Regions from separate parts of the Homo sapiens genome. Here region 2 is linked to region 1. Evidence: chromatin loops called from intact Hi-C (ENCODE). Cell type or tissue: A673. All regions are shown on one strand. Links, peaks and the distances in the headings refer to the core of each region. The heading gives the core; the rest is flanking DNA.

Region 1 (8,326 bases), core at 3,149-5,648:
GCTTATTTTTCATACTATTCCCTTTATAAACTTTTAAATTTAAAACCATGTGGATTTGTTTCTTATTTAAAAACAAAGGGTTTGAAGATCTGAATAAAAAAATCAGTGCGTGTTCAAGAAAAAATACTTCTGCTGCTAGTACTGACTGGCCCTTGTTGTCCACCACATGGTCTACGTCTCCCCTGCTGTGTTGTCCTTCACACAGGGCTCCCTGCCCAGCTCAGTTTCTCTGTACCTGCTCAGATCTTGCCACTGGTAGCTGTACACTGCAGGCGGCAGCCTTCTTGTAGACCAGTTACTTTCTTTACTGTCCACTTGACTGATAGGAAATCTGCTTCTTGCTGACACAGCAACCAGTGGGAGGGAGACTGCCCTTCTGTCCTCTCATCTCTCTCCAATTCTGTTCTTTCCCAGCTCTAGTAAGTAAGTGACAGATCTGCTGCACGACCAGACTGCAACTCAGGCATGCGATGCCATCTCCCTGAATCTTGAGAGAAGCTCACACCGCTGCCTTGCCTTGGGGCAGGAGGAACAGAGCCCCCTTGCAATGGGAAGGGATCCCCCTCACTGCCCGCACTGTCCTCTCCACAAGGCTGCAGCTCTAAGAGCTATGGACTAACATCCCTTCTTCAGGCATGGAGGTGGATGTAAGGAACTGCTTGTCTGGAATATTCTTTTATAGATCACTGTACTTCATGGCAAATCCTTAGTAGTACAGCTATCACGTACCTCACACCTTCTAGCTGGAACACAGTTGGAAACTTGTAATGAGCATACAAAAGGCATTTTGAATATCCACAGTAGATATGAGAATGTTTATTATCTAAATCTCCTGCCTTTAATTTACAAGAGAACACAGAGTTCCTAATTCTGAGTCTTTTATCCCTCACTTTACTCATGTTTGTAACAGTCCCTATGACCTAATTTCCACCCTTAGCAGATTAGAAGCAGCCAGTTGTAAGTGGAAAGAGGCAAATCTAGTAACTGCATAAAGACAATGAAAGCAGCAAGAAAGTTACAACTCCCAACAAAAGGAAAGGCATAGAAACCATTTTAAAAAGAACAATAGTAACAACAAACCCAGTGAAGGAGCAAATTCTTTATTTCCCTTGAGGTCATCATTTTAATTTAGCAAGGTACAATTTTTTGCACATTGACTCTCAGTTTTCAAATATTTAATGTGTCATGTTTTAGAAGGCAGAGAAGTGTATGAGACATTTTTGAGATGTCTTTATCCTCATGTGTTTAGACTTCTTTTAATGAAAAATTGATATAAACATCATTTATCTATAGCAGCCTGTTTCATCTGTGATACCAGATACTCATCTCTGCAGTTAGGCATTTGACATATTGATACTGGGAACAGCAATACACTATTCAAATATGCATCTTGGTGGTCTCGTAACATAGAAATGGAACCAACTACTATGCTTGAAAACAAAATTTCCACTATGCACTATATACATGTAACCAAATTTCTCATTTACTCCATAAATATTACAAATTAAAAAAAAGAAAAAGGAGTTTTTACATTGGACCCCTTCAAGTCTGCTTCTAGATTCAGTGTTAACACTGACATGCACTTATTGTACATAATTCTCCCAGTTCACTTTTTTGTACTACCAAACATGTGTTTGTTCCATGACCCCATGTCACTTCCCGCCTTGCATAAGTCCACAGGATTTCATGGCAGGGTCCAGGTCTATGTAATTTTTTTGTTGAGATTAATATACCTTGAGTAAATGCTCATTTTATGTATGAATGAATGATTGTTGACTGAATTAAATATTCAAGTTTGCATGGCTTCTAACAAACAGCGTTTTAAGGGATTTTGTTAAACATGCCCATAGACACAGGTAATTGACTAGGGATGGAGACAGACGCAAGGAAGGACCAGGCTTGGTCTTCCCATAATTGGATTAGAAAACACAGAGGGAAATTTGACTGATGCCAGGTTTCAGACCTGAAGAGTTGTGTACAGTTGGCCAGGTGGTCACACTCGGCTATGTTCAAAACAATTAAGCAGAAGTGTTCTAGAATGACCAGTTGTGAGGGCTACAACATTTAGGAGGATATGCTTGGAACCTGTAGATCTGAAAGCATAACAAGTATAGTTTCATGAACATTTCAGCTGCCTAAGCATCTCTCTTTCACAAACTTCTGATTCATTATACAAATCTAAGGTCAAGATAACCAGTTGGGGGCCATCAACTATTGAGAAAGAAGGCAATAAGACATTAATTTTACAACAATATCTTGAAACTTGGGCCAGAATTCTCCTGCTTGAAAAGTCATGGTTTTGTGGGAGAACCCCAGCAAGAATCAAATGCAGATATTTAGACCCAGGGGTGAAGGACCACAGGACCAGATATTCCTCCATAGCTCTCTGGTGCTGGGTTTTATAATATTTTAATGAAGCAAGGATCGAGTCTGCTAAAAGTTAAAACACTTCTGTGTCTCACTTCTTCTCATTAGGGACTGTGGTCTCTTCAGCAGGTTTGGGTGGGCTGTGGAAAAGGAGGCTTTTCACAGTGGGGCCCTTTCCACTTGGACACAAAAAGGCTGTTTCTTGCAGTTGGGAGTGTTCTTCTAACCAGAGGAGGCTGGTGTGCTGTGTAGCTGTGAGTCAGGAAGGCTCAACCAGAGAACAAGTTGGAGACAGACACTGTGGCCCTGGGAGATGTTTCTGGCTCATGGCTCCCATCCTCCATGTTCCTTGCCTTGGTCCCCATGGGGCCCAGGTGGGTTTCTTGTCCCTGAACATTTTCACTTATTTTTTATTTAAGCTACTTTAAGTGAGTTTCTCTTTCTTGCAATCTAAAGAGACCTTACTGGAACATGGGTTAATTTGTTGCCATTTCTTTTTCAAATAAAAAGTATGGACATAACATAATCTGAAATCAATGCTTATAACATCTAGGAGGGATCAATAATGTTGTTGTGCAAATGCAAAATTGTGATTGTAATGATGCAAATTGCCAAATAGTAATAGGAGAGTGTGACGAAACCAGTTTAGACTCAGGCTCACCTGTATTTTAATCTAGACTTCATTATTTATTTGCTGTGTGGCTTTGGGCAAATAACTTAAGCTTTCTGAAACTATTTTTTAATCTGTATATGGAGGAAACAGCACTTATTATACTGTTTTGCTGAGAAAATTAGAGATAATATATGTACAGTACTGAGCAATGAACCTGGCACTTAGATGTTTGATAAAGAGTGACTGATCACATGACTGTGAGTACACAGGCAAGGAATTAGTTGATCAATCATGACTGTCATGGCAAATGTAAGAGTGAAATGAAAAACCTGTTTTATGAATAGAATAACCAGATATTGGCAAATGTAGGCTTGTCAATGAGCAGGTATATAAGAAAGATTGAAGTGTCTGTGGAGATGTAAGCAGATTCTGACTGAATGAGGAAACCGCCCAACAAAAGGTAAGAATTCCAAGAAATTAACCTACAAAATGTACTTTGGGTCACATGGAAAACCTGTGAATAAACTCAACTCATGTGGCATGTCATGACAGCTGACAGAGAGCAGTAAAAGACCGAAATTCCCACCTGCTGGACAAAGGAAAGATACTAACCATGGTTACTACAGTAACTATGGAAATTATGAAGATTTGCAGAACCGATGGGCTAACCTCCAGATGCACTTCAGGGATTAACAGATCACCTGAAAAATCAGAATCCCGTGTCTTTGGATTATTTCATCTAAACTTCTATGCCCATGTGATCTGCAGTCACAAAATATACTGTTTCTCTTGAAAAAGTTGAAGTGCTTTCCTCTATACTTCAAAGTGCATAATAGTCACCTGGGGATGCCAATCCTGTTCCAATGCAGATCCTGAGGCAGCAGATCTGGAGTGGGGCCTGCGATGTTGCATGTCTAACAGACTCCAGGTGATGCTGATGCCCATGGTCCAAAGACCACAACTTTAAGTAGCGAGGCTCTATGAGTCAGAAGAAATTCACTGGTGAAAATAATTTTAAGCATTATTCTAGTTTCTCTACTTCAGTAGGGCAGTGTTTACATAAAGGAGTTGAGAATGGAATAGATCTCTGAACAATGTATTCCTCAAGCCTACTTGCAAAATCTTGGGCATTGGAGAAGAGCTTTGAGCTCGAAACCTGCAGGCATTAGCCTCAGTATTTCATTTGCTGTCGAACTGACAGGCCATTGCTTGCTGTCTGCTTCTCCATACCTGGGCACTTGTGACAACTTTGCCCTACTTTTTAATATCGGTGTCATAGGTAGAAAGTGGATCGATAGGATATGGGGGCAATGACAGGAAGCGGCCTATGAAATCATGTCACAGTAGGATCTGTAATCCTTTCAACTGTGACAGTTCATTGTCACTTAGCAGAAATCGTTGGTTATGAATATTTAACAAATTTGCAATTAGCTCATCTACCAACATGATTACTGAGATGGAATAAACCATTGAATAAAGCTGCTAGGATTATGTACATAATGCCTTTCTGATTATACACGCTTACACATCTGTTTTTGCTTTTCCTTCTCCTCTGACACTCTTTTTATTAATTTTTATAAAACCACATGCCACACCTCACTGCCTTCTGTAGTCTCATACTGTGCTAAGTAAATAAAGGCATTTTTATCTGAAAAATAATTCTACCCAGAATCTTCTGGGTAGAAAATTTAGTCTTAAGCTTCTGCGGTGACACCATCTAATGCATGGTATCCAGCAGCAAGAATGCCTGGAATCTTTTGCTAATTTATCACCAAAGCCATCTGTGGTCCAATTACCAAATTGCCCCAATTTTTTTCTGGTCCAAAAAGGCATTACATATTATCCGCTTGACTCATTCTACTTGGGTTGTAATGCAGATTAATTAAAAAATCCACAGAGGAGGGGATAGATCACTTGATTTAAGGTCAGGAAAGCTTGCAGCTCACTGGCCATGTGATCTTGTGTCTAATCGCTTCACCTTTCTGGGCTCCAGATTCTTCTCTGTAAAGATAATCGTTAGTCATTACTTCCTGGTATTTAATTTTTAAGATTATAGGTCGTTTTCCTTGTGCTGTTGGAATTAGCATCTTGCTACTTCTTCAGAGCAATAAAAGGAAAAAAAAAAAAGAAAAGTAGAGGAGATATTATGTAATAGTAAGTGGTAGAATGGGGAAGAGAATCGTCTTGCTGACTCCTATTCCATGGAAGCTTTTTCCTCTCTTGCTGAAAACAACTTGTAGCAGTAACATGAAACTACTTGTGCTTGATCCAGAAAACAAAAAGAAAATGTTGCACCACTCAAAACAGACACTATCTATATGCTTTCACTAATAATCAGTACTGCTGTTAAAAGGTTTTCATTTTTCCTAAGTGCATTTCAAACTGTCATCAAGGTGGGGCATGCAGGTCATATTATCTTTGAGCTCTTTGCTGAATTGCGCTGTCTGCTTTGTTGATAGATCCATACTCTGTTTTTCTTCATGTTTTTAGGAAATGATCTTGATTATTTCTCCCATGCAGCTTGGATTTCTAAAAAGCTACTGTTTTCGAAATGCAAAAGGCAATGAGGAATATTGTAAGAGTTACCAGAAGTTGCCATTAATAATAGTTTTGCTACGTTACTTTGTATAGGAGTGTAGGGCTTTTATGTTTGCAAAATGCTTTCACATGCATTAGTTAACATATTTGGCTGATATTCCCAGACACACTACTTTTTAGGATGGGCTTTTTCCAGTCCTTCTGCTGATGGAATCTGGGTCTTAGCATTTGGAATCATCCCAGCACTGATTAGACTTTAAGGGCCAAATTTATGAGTCAGCAACCTGCTTGTTTCTTCATTTTTTTTCTATTGACTTATCGTGAGTCCTAACAGAATATTTAAGCATTTACTCATATTTATTTACTTATCCAGTTTGTCTTTTGTCCAATAGTCATAAGGCGCCACTGTCTATAATTTGCTAGATTATGGATAAACAAATATACATGACAACATTCCTACTCTCAGGGAGCTCAGTGTAAAGGCAAAAATGGACAGGAAAATCCAGGCCCAAGATACACTGGGATAAGAGCCTTGTTGGAGGGAGACATGGATAAAGGCCAACCAGCCAGCACAGCCTGAGGGCAGTCAGCAAATGCTCCCAATGGGTCAGTCATTAGGGCTGAATGTCGTTAGCCAGGACAATGGGTGGTGGATGAGAAGAAGACACCCTTCTTTCAAAGAGAAGAACCAAAAAACAGAGATTTGGAGGCCCCAAGCACTATAACCTATAAGCAACTGCAACACAGCAATGCATTTGATAATTTACTAATGTAGTTACCTGTTTGCTTAACTCTTTATTGTAGAAATTAATGAATGTACACTCAAGTAAAGGGGGATAGTAAAAGAAGGTCTTGCAGGCCCATAACCCAGCTTTTGTGATTTTGTATTAGGAAAAAGAAAACTCAGATCTGCTGTCAGCTTTATGGCTTCAGGAGACCACATGATGGGACAGAAGAGAGGACTCAGAAACAGGTCCATGCAGACATGGGAACAACAAATGGCAGACCTGGCATTGCAAATCTATGGAGGAAGGATGAAATATTCAATAGTGATGAGATCATTACTTAACTATATGAAAAAAATAAATTTGGATCCCTCCTTCACAATCTGTGTTGTAAATATAAATTCCAGGTTGGATTAAAGACCTGAACATAAACAGCAAATCATTAAGTTTTTTTGAAGAAACTATAGAAGAATATCTTTATGAACTTTGAGTAGGGAAGAATTTCTCACAGTTAAAAATCACAAAACTTAAAGTAATAAATTTAAATTTACTAGAACCCTATGTTTCTTGTAGGCCAAAATGAGAAATTAAAAAGACAAGCCACAGTCTGGAAAAAAATCATATATATATATGTATATATATATACACACACACATAAATATATATATAATCAGTGTATATGATCAGGATTCATTTCCAGAAAATATAAAGAACTCTAACAAAGATGAACACTCCAATAGAAAAATTGGCTAGTTACATTATGAATTTTTAGAAGAGGAAACATGAATAGTCAATGAACATACAAAAATGCATTCAACCTTAAGGGTAATTAGGAAATTCATATTAAAGTCATAATGCTCTAAGGTGGGTTAAATAGAAGGATTCACCAGTATTTTGAATGTTTTACATCTTAAACTGGATGGTCTGTGCACAGTGTTTCTTATATTATTCTGTATGCCTTATATATCTGAAGCTTCACAGAGATATCTTCATGTATGTATGTATATATATTATATATGTACATATATGTATATATAATACATATATACATATATAAACATGCATTGTGTATATATGTAAGTATACTATACAAGTTGTGTTTTATTAAATAAATTCGTATAAACTCTTTGCAGGGTTTAATTATCTACACAAGTACCTTACTTAAGAATTGCATTGTATGGGAATGATGCAATTGAATTTCATTCTTCACCAGATATCAACATTGGCATAATTAACTAGGTGGCCTGGGTTAGTAGAAAGGCCAACACATGGAGTGTGCTCTGTGGTAACTGGATGGGTGATTCTGGCTTTTCACTAAACCTCTCTAGACCTCAGTTCCCTCACTTGTAAATGGAGGGAATCCTACAAAAGACCAACCAGTACTGCCTCACACTTTACGATTCTATGTTATGCCAGCATTTCTCAAAGTGTGTTGGAAAAAATCCATGAGATTCTAATTGGGATTCCTTGAGAACAGAGCTCTGCTATCAAACAAGTTGGGAATCATTTATCATTGTAACGTACTGTCCTCTTGAGAGTGTGGATATGCAGTAAGAAGGTGGGGAAGGAACAGAAACTGGGAGAAAGAAACCAGGCATGAGGATCTGTGCCCCTCGGGCATGTTCCCTCATGCTGTCCCACTTCTGGCTCCGGGGACTTGGGAGTTGTTTACTTGACAGATATTTATTGAATCCATTTGTGTAGTCAAAGATAATGAGAGACAGGAGGAGGGGAAGGGAGACCTTCTGTTCTACGGCTTCCACAGTCCCTTCTTTGAAAGCATGCTTAGGTCAAGGCCATATATTGCTTTGGCCTGTGAGACAACAAAGCCAGCTGGCTGCACCTGCTTCCTGCTCAGAGCTTTCCAGATGCAATTGAAATCAGGAGAGGCTCACATGCAGCATGGGTGCCTTCCTTTGTGAGGCTGGTAAACAGCTTCAGCCGGGGTTTTTATTTTTTTGCCAAAGCAACTGTGCAATGAATAGCTGTGTGTTCTTAGGGACTTCACTCAGCCCACCCTGGGTTTCAGATTCTCATCTTTAAAAAGAAGGGCTTTTATAAGATTATTTTTGAGCTTCTTCGT
Region 2 (8,326 bases), core at 3,543-6,042, 130 kb before region 1:
TAAATATAATATATATTATATATAATATATATTATATTTAATATAATATATATTATATTATATATTAAAAATATATAACCATACATATATATTACATATATTATATATTATATTAATATATAATTATATATCATATATTGTATGTTTATATTATATATTATATGTAATAGATATATATGGTTATAATATAGTAATATATAATATACATGTAATAGACATATATGGTTATACTAATATATATTATATATAATTATCTATAATATATGAAATAGATATGTATGGTTATATTATAATAATATAAATATATATATTATATATGTATATATTTTTAAATCACTGAGCTATACCCATCCCTTTGCCTGGCAAGAGATTGAACAATATAGGAAAAAGCAACTTGACATTAGAGATGTGGGGAAATTCAAATGAGAAAAGATGAGAATTTATAGAAAAAAGTTTAGGAGAAAAATGGATTATAGATTTATTAAATTTTTTCAAGTTCTCTGGTTCAAGATGTCAGAGTGAGCTCACATTGAGCCTTCTTCTCATTCCAAACATAGATCAAATACAAAAGGGTAATATTAAATATATCTCCATGTTCAAAAACAAGGAAGGGAGCTCTTCTTCAACCAGAAACAGGAGACAAGAATAACAACACCAACAACATATTGGGAAAAGGGTGAGATCTGAAGCTTTCCATGCTATTCGTAACCAGTACTGAATAACAACATCACAGTGCGTTCCTCAAAGCTTTTCTGATGACTGGGGTCAAACAAATCTCATTCACAGCACGGCCTGGATCCTGGTTCTCTGTGTGAATTCAGGAGTTGAAACAGGGCTGTCTACCCATGAAGATAAAGAGAATAGCTCCACTGTTTCTTGAGGTAAAGGAAGTGAACTTAGAATTTTATTACCAACTAATACATTAATCAAGAGTGAACATGATGTGAAGAACATTTTCGGACATAAAGGGCTCCAAAAGTGTTTTCGGTACAGACCCTTACTGAAAGAGCTACCAAGGGGTGTGCTTCAGTAAGAAGAAAAATGAGGCCTGGAGGCAAGGAATGGGACATAAGAAGCAATAGTAAACAACAGCAACAAAACAATCTGAAAAAATTGTTTTTCAGATTGTTTTCAAATGGTTCAGACCATTTACCAGCATGTTTAAATTGGTAAATTTAAACATGCTCAGGGCAAATGACAAAGAATAATTGATAGAAACTGACATGGGTTGGTGGAGGGAGTTGTTGAGTGGATATAGGGTCATGGAATTCGAAGATTAAGAAAAATTTAGTATCACCTGTTTTGACTTGAGCACAAAACTCCTACTGTAACCCAATAAGAATATTCTTGTTTTCTCAAGGCCTGGGGTTGCCTGAAGTTCTGGGTTAAGCAGGGACAGCCTATGGAGAGATGTTAGACAAAACGTGTGATTTTTTTACTTGCCTACATCCTAAACATTGGTATTTCTGGGTTCACACACTTTGACTTGGTGTGAAGGTCAAGGCTGCTGTACCAAGTATGTAAATTGAAGAGGAGAAAAAAATATAATAATATATATATATATTTGAGATGGAGTCTTGCTCTGTCACCAGGCTGAAGTGCAATGGCATGATCTCAGCTCACTTCAACCTCTGCCTCCCCAGTTCAAGCAATTCTCCCGCCTCAGCCTCCTGAGAAGCTGGGATTACAGGTGTGCACCACCACGCCTGGTTAATTTTTGAATTTTTAGTAGACACTGGGTTTCACCATGTTGGCCAGGCTGGTCTCGAACTCCTGGCCTCATGATCTGCCTGCCTTGGACTCCCAAAGTGTTGGGATTACAGGCGTGAGCCACCGTGCCTGGTCATAATATATGTATTTTTATATAAATAAAAATCCAAATAAAAGGTGATCTCCAATCTCTAATATAAGGTGATATCCCATTTTCTCCAAGAAGACTATCCAAAAAATGTTTTATAGGCAACTTAAATATCAAAGCTCTTTGGACTGTAGATGAATCAGTCAAATGTCTCCTTATGGAAATTAATTTATTTGTTTACTCACACACATTTAAAATTATGTATATGGAATATTGATTTCAAACCACTGCTTTTTTACTCTCACAGTTCTTGACACTATTTTATCCTAACTCCTCCAAGGGGCCTTTGATATCAGAGCCCTCCTCCTCCTCCAGCTGCTTTTTGAGTCTCACACAGAGTTGTCAGAGCAGAGCTGCTAGCAATGTCTCCTCCACCAAAATGATGAGATACAGAACTCTTGGCATCCACATCCAGCCAGTGCTGGAAATTTTATCCTAAGACCTAAGTTCACATTCCCAAATTTCTAACGTCAAATACATTTGCTCTCTTTGCTTATCCTGTAGATGATGGTCTGCAATCCTAGTGTCTTGCTTTCTAAATTGATTTTAGAAGGCTTTTTAACAACGACACCCCACTCTTGAAGTGCAGGCCCCTTCCCAAGCAATAGTGACTACATCTTCATTAAGTTTCTTTTCATCCTTTTTATACTTATTTCATTGGGTCATTTCCCTAAGAGCTCAATTAGCATTGATTAAGGTTAAGGGAAATTATGCCTCTCCTAAATACAAATTTATTTTATGAGTAATATAATTTTGAGAGCACTTACTATTACACACTATTATAAGAGGCTTTGTGAGGACTTCGCCTGAAGGCAACTTGCTCCTTTTGAGGGTAATTTTGGTAAAGTCTCAACTCACATTAGGAAAAATTCAGTGTTTTAGGAATTATCTTGGACTTTATTGTTTAAAACCTTTCTATTTTTATTAACTAAAAAATATGAAAATGAGAAATGAGAAAAATAAAAATATTCTCACTATAAAAACTGAGACATAAATAAAGTTCAACTTTCCCTTGACCACCTTTCTACTTCTTAAATATCCAGAGAGACAGCGAGTTGGACACAGATGTCAATGTCATCCTCCTAAACTGCAGAAGGAACTAAAAGGGATGCAAAAACTGAAACCTATACTTGGGCTGTAAATCAGACAACATGCATAATTTAAGTTAGCTAGCATTTCTTCCATATTTCATGCAGATAGGCTGGGCAAGGACCTCTGGGGAATGGGCAAGGACCTCTGGGGAACCCATCTATGCCCTGTCACTCAGCCGGCCAGGCCTTGGGGAGATGCATTTTAATTCCATCAATGCCACTGGGTAACAGGCGCCCACAGCAGTGCACACACTGGGTTCAATAGACACAGATGGCTCTGTTGGGAGGACAGGGCTGTGGACTTCTAATGAGGGCAGGTGTAGCCAGTGAACTGTGGAGACTGCTGGGGCTAACTCATGGCTGCCTCAGCAGAAGGGGTGGGAGTCAGGCTGGATGTTGTGACCATCCCTTGAACTCTGACACTGTCCCCTGGGTCTCTGAACAGGTGAAATAAAACCAGAGCAAATCTCAGCATTTCACTCCTTCCTTTTCTGGGCCTGAAGTATGTGGACAGCAATCTCTCAACTGTGAGCAAGGGGGCTAAATACAGACCTGTCTCTGCGAGGAAAAACAGAGACATCCCTAGACTCTAAGAAGACTAGCTTTGTTCATTCCAAAGAGTTAGTCAATGCTTTTCACCAAAATAGACATATAGCAAGGGATAGGGGAAAGAGTGTTTTTCTACTTCCCAAAGTTATGAAAATAGACCTGAGAGTCCCCAAAATGAAATGATTTGATATCAGTAAGGATCACATAAAGAACAGAAATAGGATTACTACATTCAAAACCCCTGCACCAGAAGAATGGCAGATTATGTGAAAAATTGGATTAGCGAAGGAAAAGGTAAACTTAAGAAAAATTTCCAGAACTCAGAGGAAACAATAAAGAAATAAAAATTGTAGAAGAAAAGAGAAATGGAAGATGGGCTGAGGATATCTAGTATTGCAATAATTCTTCCGGTATTTGGAAATGTAATACAATTCTAACCAAAAGTCCCAAGGGCTATTTTTTTGAAACTGGATTAAATTGCTCCAGAATTCTTCTGAAAGAATAAATGGGCAAGGAAAATTAAAAATATGGTTGTTAAAAGTAATTGTAATGAAGGAAAACTGGCAAATATAAAAACATTATACAGCCAAAATAATTGAAATAAAATTTAGGGTAAGAAAAGATAGATTTGATGAAACAAGACATAAACTGCAGAAACAGGCCCTTGTGTTTGGTACACCATAAAAGTAGCATTTCATATTAGAGAGGAAAGGATGAATTATTTAATAAACCAAATTATGAGAATTGCTTAACAATTTGAGGGTATTTTCAAACACCAAAATAAATCCTCATGGCTTAAAATGATCGCATGTGAAAACAAATAGATGAGGCACTTAGGAAAATGTTGATCTCAGAATAGACAAGACCTTTCTAGCAAAAAAGTGAAGGAAGAGACAGTGAGGTAAATTTTAAAAAAATAAACTTTTAAACTTTCTGTACATTAAAAATTAGAAATATTAAGTATCAGTGATATCTTAAATATTATAGGTTAAATATTTGTAACACATACATTATGCAAGAGCTAAAATGCATAAAAGTATTGCATCATAGACTATAGGAATAGGTAAACGGGTAAGATAAGGACAGGCGATTAACAAATGGAAGTGTAACATGTGCAAATATATGAGGGAAAACATCTACAAGAAAAATATTCCTTCTCAGAGGCTGGGGAATGACTGACTAATAGCTTCATCTGCTTCCAGTGAGTGTGTCTGAGAGTGTTAGAAAGATTTGCTCAAATACTGGCAGCTTAGGGAAGTATAATTCCTCCTTTCTATAGAGTCTACTTGAAAAAAAAATTACTTAAAAATATTTTCTAGCCCGTCGAGGGATAAACAGGAATTTAAAAATTTAAGAGTGAGGATATGAAAGTACTGGTGGTAAAAATAATTTAAATACAATGAGTAATATTAACTTACAATTATCATAAGAGCCACAAAACCTCTAAAATGGAATTTTCCTGCCTCAACACTATTGGCATTTTGGGCTGGACAATTCTTTGTTGTGGACTCTGTCCTGTGCATTGTAGAATGTTGAACAGCATTCCTGGTCTTTTCCCACTAGATGCCAGTAGCAAACACCCACCTTCCCACCAGTGACAATCATGACTGTCTCCCAACATTGCCAAGTGTCCCCTGGGGCCAAAATCACCCCATTTCTATGTGGTGAGAACCATTCCTTTTAAGCTGAGTCATAAAATGTAGACTGTGGAGGAGGGTGGCTGAAAGCAAAGCATAAAAACCCCACCTCTATCAATTAAAATTGAAAAGTAGTCAAGTACAGAGGAAGTAACAGTGTGCTAAAATTTAGTATCTTACTCAGGATTGATATAATAAATATTGTTTGATAGTTGACATTTTATAATTAGAGAAAATGGGTTAAAATATGTTTATATTTTATGACAACCATGAGAAGAATAAAAAGATGGATTAAGTTTTCAAAGCGTAAGAGGAAGGAAAAGAGCAATAAAAATATAATGCATAAAATAAAGGGCGGAAAAAGGAGCTAGTCTAGAAGTTATAAGAGCAAATGTATTTGTTTTGATAATACATAGAAAATATCTTAAAGTGCTTTACTAAAATAAAAATACTTTTAGCTTAAATCAAAATGCAAAATCCAATTGTATGTTATTTTAAAAAATTAGCTTAAAAATAACTGACATAGGAAGGCAAAAAATGAAGGAATGAGCAAAGGTGTATCAGGCTGATGTAATAATAAGACAGTAAAGGTGGCAGTGTTTATCCTGGAAGAAGTAGACTCAAAGGCAAAAACCATTACATGATATGATTTTATATTGATAAGGAAGGACATTCACGAAGAGGATAACCCTGATGACTCTGAACCAAATAATATCCTGTCAAAGTATATAAACCGCTCTTGCCATTGCCATGTAATGAGCAAGCTCCAGGGAGGGGCTAGTCCTGGAAAGAGACCCATGGCAACCCCCTGAGCCCCTCCTGCAGCCTGAAGTGCACAGTCCAGTCAACCTGAGCTAGTGCTGCTTCAGACGGTAGTGTTGAATCTGGATCCATTCATGATAAGTCCATTCCTAGTTCCCCAGATGATGCTCGAGGATGCATAGCTCTCTCTGCCCAGGCAACTCCACCATAGCACCTGACACTCACCAACACCACCTCAATGGAGTTACCAAACTACTCTCCCAAATCCCAGATCTTCTCACTTCCCTCTTCAAAGGAAATGCAAGCTTACTGCCATGGTTTACAAGACCCAACAGGATCTGGACTCCACGTCTCTGTCTGGCACTGTTCTGTATCGCTCTCTGCTTCCTTCTCCTCTTGCTACCTCGGACTCTTTGCTATTTCTCTAATGTAAACAGCTCCTTTTTTGACTTTGAACTTGGCTGTCCCCACTGCATACAATACCCTGTTTACTAACTTCTCTGCTTAAACGTCAGCTCTTTTAATTAATGAAGGTTATACGATTATAATTGTATTCTTATGTCATGGATACATTAATCTTTTTAAATGCCCTTAAAAATAAATATATAAAGGGGCCACTCTGAAGCTCATTTAAGCTTAGCTTACTCTCTAGATATGCTGCTCTCTGGTCTGCAAGGAAATATGATATTTAACAAAAATAAATATCTTTGAGTCCAACGAATGGAGGATCTTTAGACATACATTATCTTACTGTGAAGAGCTGTCGTAAGTGGGCTTGTGGCTTACCTTTACAGTAGCCGTGAATTCACCCAAACTTTTAGGGTTGAAGTGACTTCACCAAGAAAAATCCTTCTCACACTTTCTTCTGATAAAAAATTATGATAATTAATTTAAAAATATGCAGCATAAAATCTGCCAGAAATACAAGACTCATTTTTAAGGTGATTTGAGCTCACGTGCTCTCTTTCCTTCCCTATCAAAATTCTGCTGAAATAACTGAAGGGATGTTCATTTAGGATAAAATATGCAACAGAGCTGGAAAACCCAGAAGGCTGAGTTTGACAGGCCAGGTTGGAAGAATTTCTGGAAGACAGGAAACAGATGGCGTCCAGGTGAGCACAGGTGAAGTGCTGAGAGGGGCGCGAGTGGTTTGGCAGTGTCAGCAGTAGGGATGTCTACAAAAGGTCATCTTATTTAATGTTTATCTTTAAAAGTTGGTAATTCTTTATAATTTTAGATAAGAACAACTTATATTTCATGATTTATGTAGCTAATTAACTCAATTTATGTAGCTGATTAACTCTGTCTTGTTCTGGGATGTTGGGAGTTTTTGAGACGCTGAGCTGTGTAGCGGACCCTGTGTCCTGCTCAGAGGCCCTTGGCACTCACCATTGCCAAGCCACGTCTGTGGCCCAAGGGAGCCTGCTTTGCTTAGGCTGTCTTGCTGCTTTACACTGGCAGTCACATTTCTGCTCATTGGCCATCAGAGGCTGGAGCAGTAAAATCGGACAGACACCAGATTCTGGGGCTTTGAAACACATCAGAGTCCTGCACCCTCTGAGGTTATGGAACTATAACTTTGTGTACCCTTAGAAGCTGGCATGGCTTGAACCCCAGGTCTGTGCCACCCCTCACACAAGCACATTTGTGGATGCCCTGCTATCAGCTTGCTTGAGGAGGGGCTGGGTGCAGGCCACAGTGGTTATCAATATGGATACATTATCTTTATTTGTAAAAGTGAGAGGCCAGACACGGTGGCTCACACATGTAATCCCACCACTTTGAAAGACTGGGGCAGGAGGATCACTTGAGGCCAAGAGTTCCAGAACAGCCTGGGCAACATAGTAAGACCCCCGTCTCTACAAAAATAAAATTTAAAACATTAACTGGGCATGGTGGCACACACCTGTAGTCCCAGCAACTTGGAAGGCTGAGGCAGGAGGGTGGCTTGAGCCCAGGAGTTGGGCTGCAGTGAGCCACTGCACTCCAGCCTCAGTAACAGAGCAAGACTCTGTCTCTAAAATAAATAATAAATAAATAAATAAATATATATAATATAAATAAATAAATATATATAAAAATAAATATACAATAAATAAATAATAAATAAATAAGTAAATAAAAATGAGGCAGATAGAAAAATTAGGGACAAATCTGTAGAAGTAGCAACTTGAAATAGGAGACCCAGCTGAGCGTAAAGAACAAATGCTGGTATTGCACGGTGGTAGAGTGTTCCTGGCTCTGAATCAGACTGTCTGGGTTGGCTTCCAGGCTCTGCCCAGTCTCCTTGCTTGGGAAGTGGTAATAATGGCATTTAAAACAATATCTGGCATGCATTAAACTCTTGAGAGAGGTGTGTGTGTGTGTGTGTGTGTGTGTGTGTGTTAACTGCGTATAAATGCAGACCTCACTGAAACAACTGAAAATGC

What was found. A loop is a pair of places that touch in the nucleus more often than their neighbours do. Peaks named below come from ENCODE experiments on the same cell type or tissue, not always from the same donor. Only the 100,000 strongest peaks of a DNase experiment are listed, where the experiment ranks them.
Region 2: it touches region 1 in a loop (2.8-fold over the local background); 1 of 110 quality-filtered maps calls a loop at or near these places.

Annotation. Positions count from the first base shown.
Region 1 is chr20:17,169,511-17,177,836 of GRCh38, reverse strand. LOC105372544 (a long non-coding RNA gene) reads right to left here. Exons shown (of 4, transcript XR_937289.1): 3 at 3,821-3,958. Among named protein-coding and RNA genes, the nearest start is that of PCSK2, 53 kb to the left of the region's middle. In A673, for the core only: no CTCF peak of the experiment used is centred there; DNase peaks (open chromatin) are centred at 4,526 and 4,616; H3K4me3 peaks cover 763 bases; H3K27ac peaks cover 2,499 bases.
Region 2 is chr20:17,295,170-17,303,495 of GRCh38, reverse strand. The region is part of intron 2 of PCSK2 (proprotein convertase subtilisin/kexin type 2); the gene reads right to left. All of the region lies in intron 2 of LOC105372546 (a long non-coding RNA gene), which reads left to right. Among named protein-coding and RNA genes, the nearest start is that of PCSK2, 72 kb to the right of the region's middle. In A673, for the core only: CTCF peaks have their summits at 4,858 and 5,062 (motif pointing right); a DNase peak (open chromatin) is centred at 5,135; H3K27ac peaks cover 2,191 bases.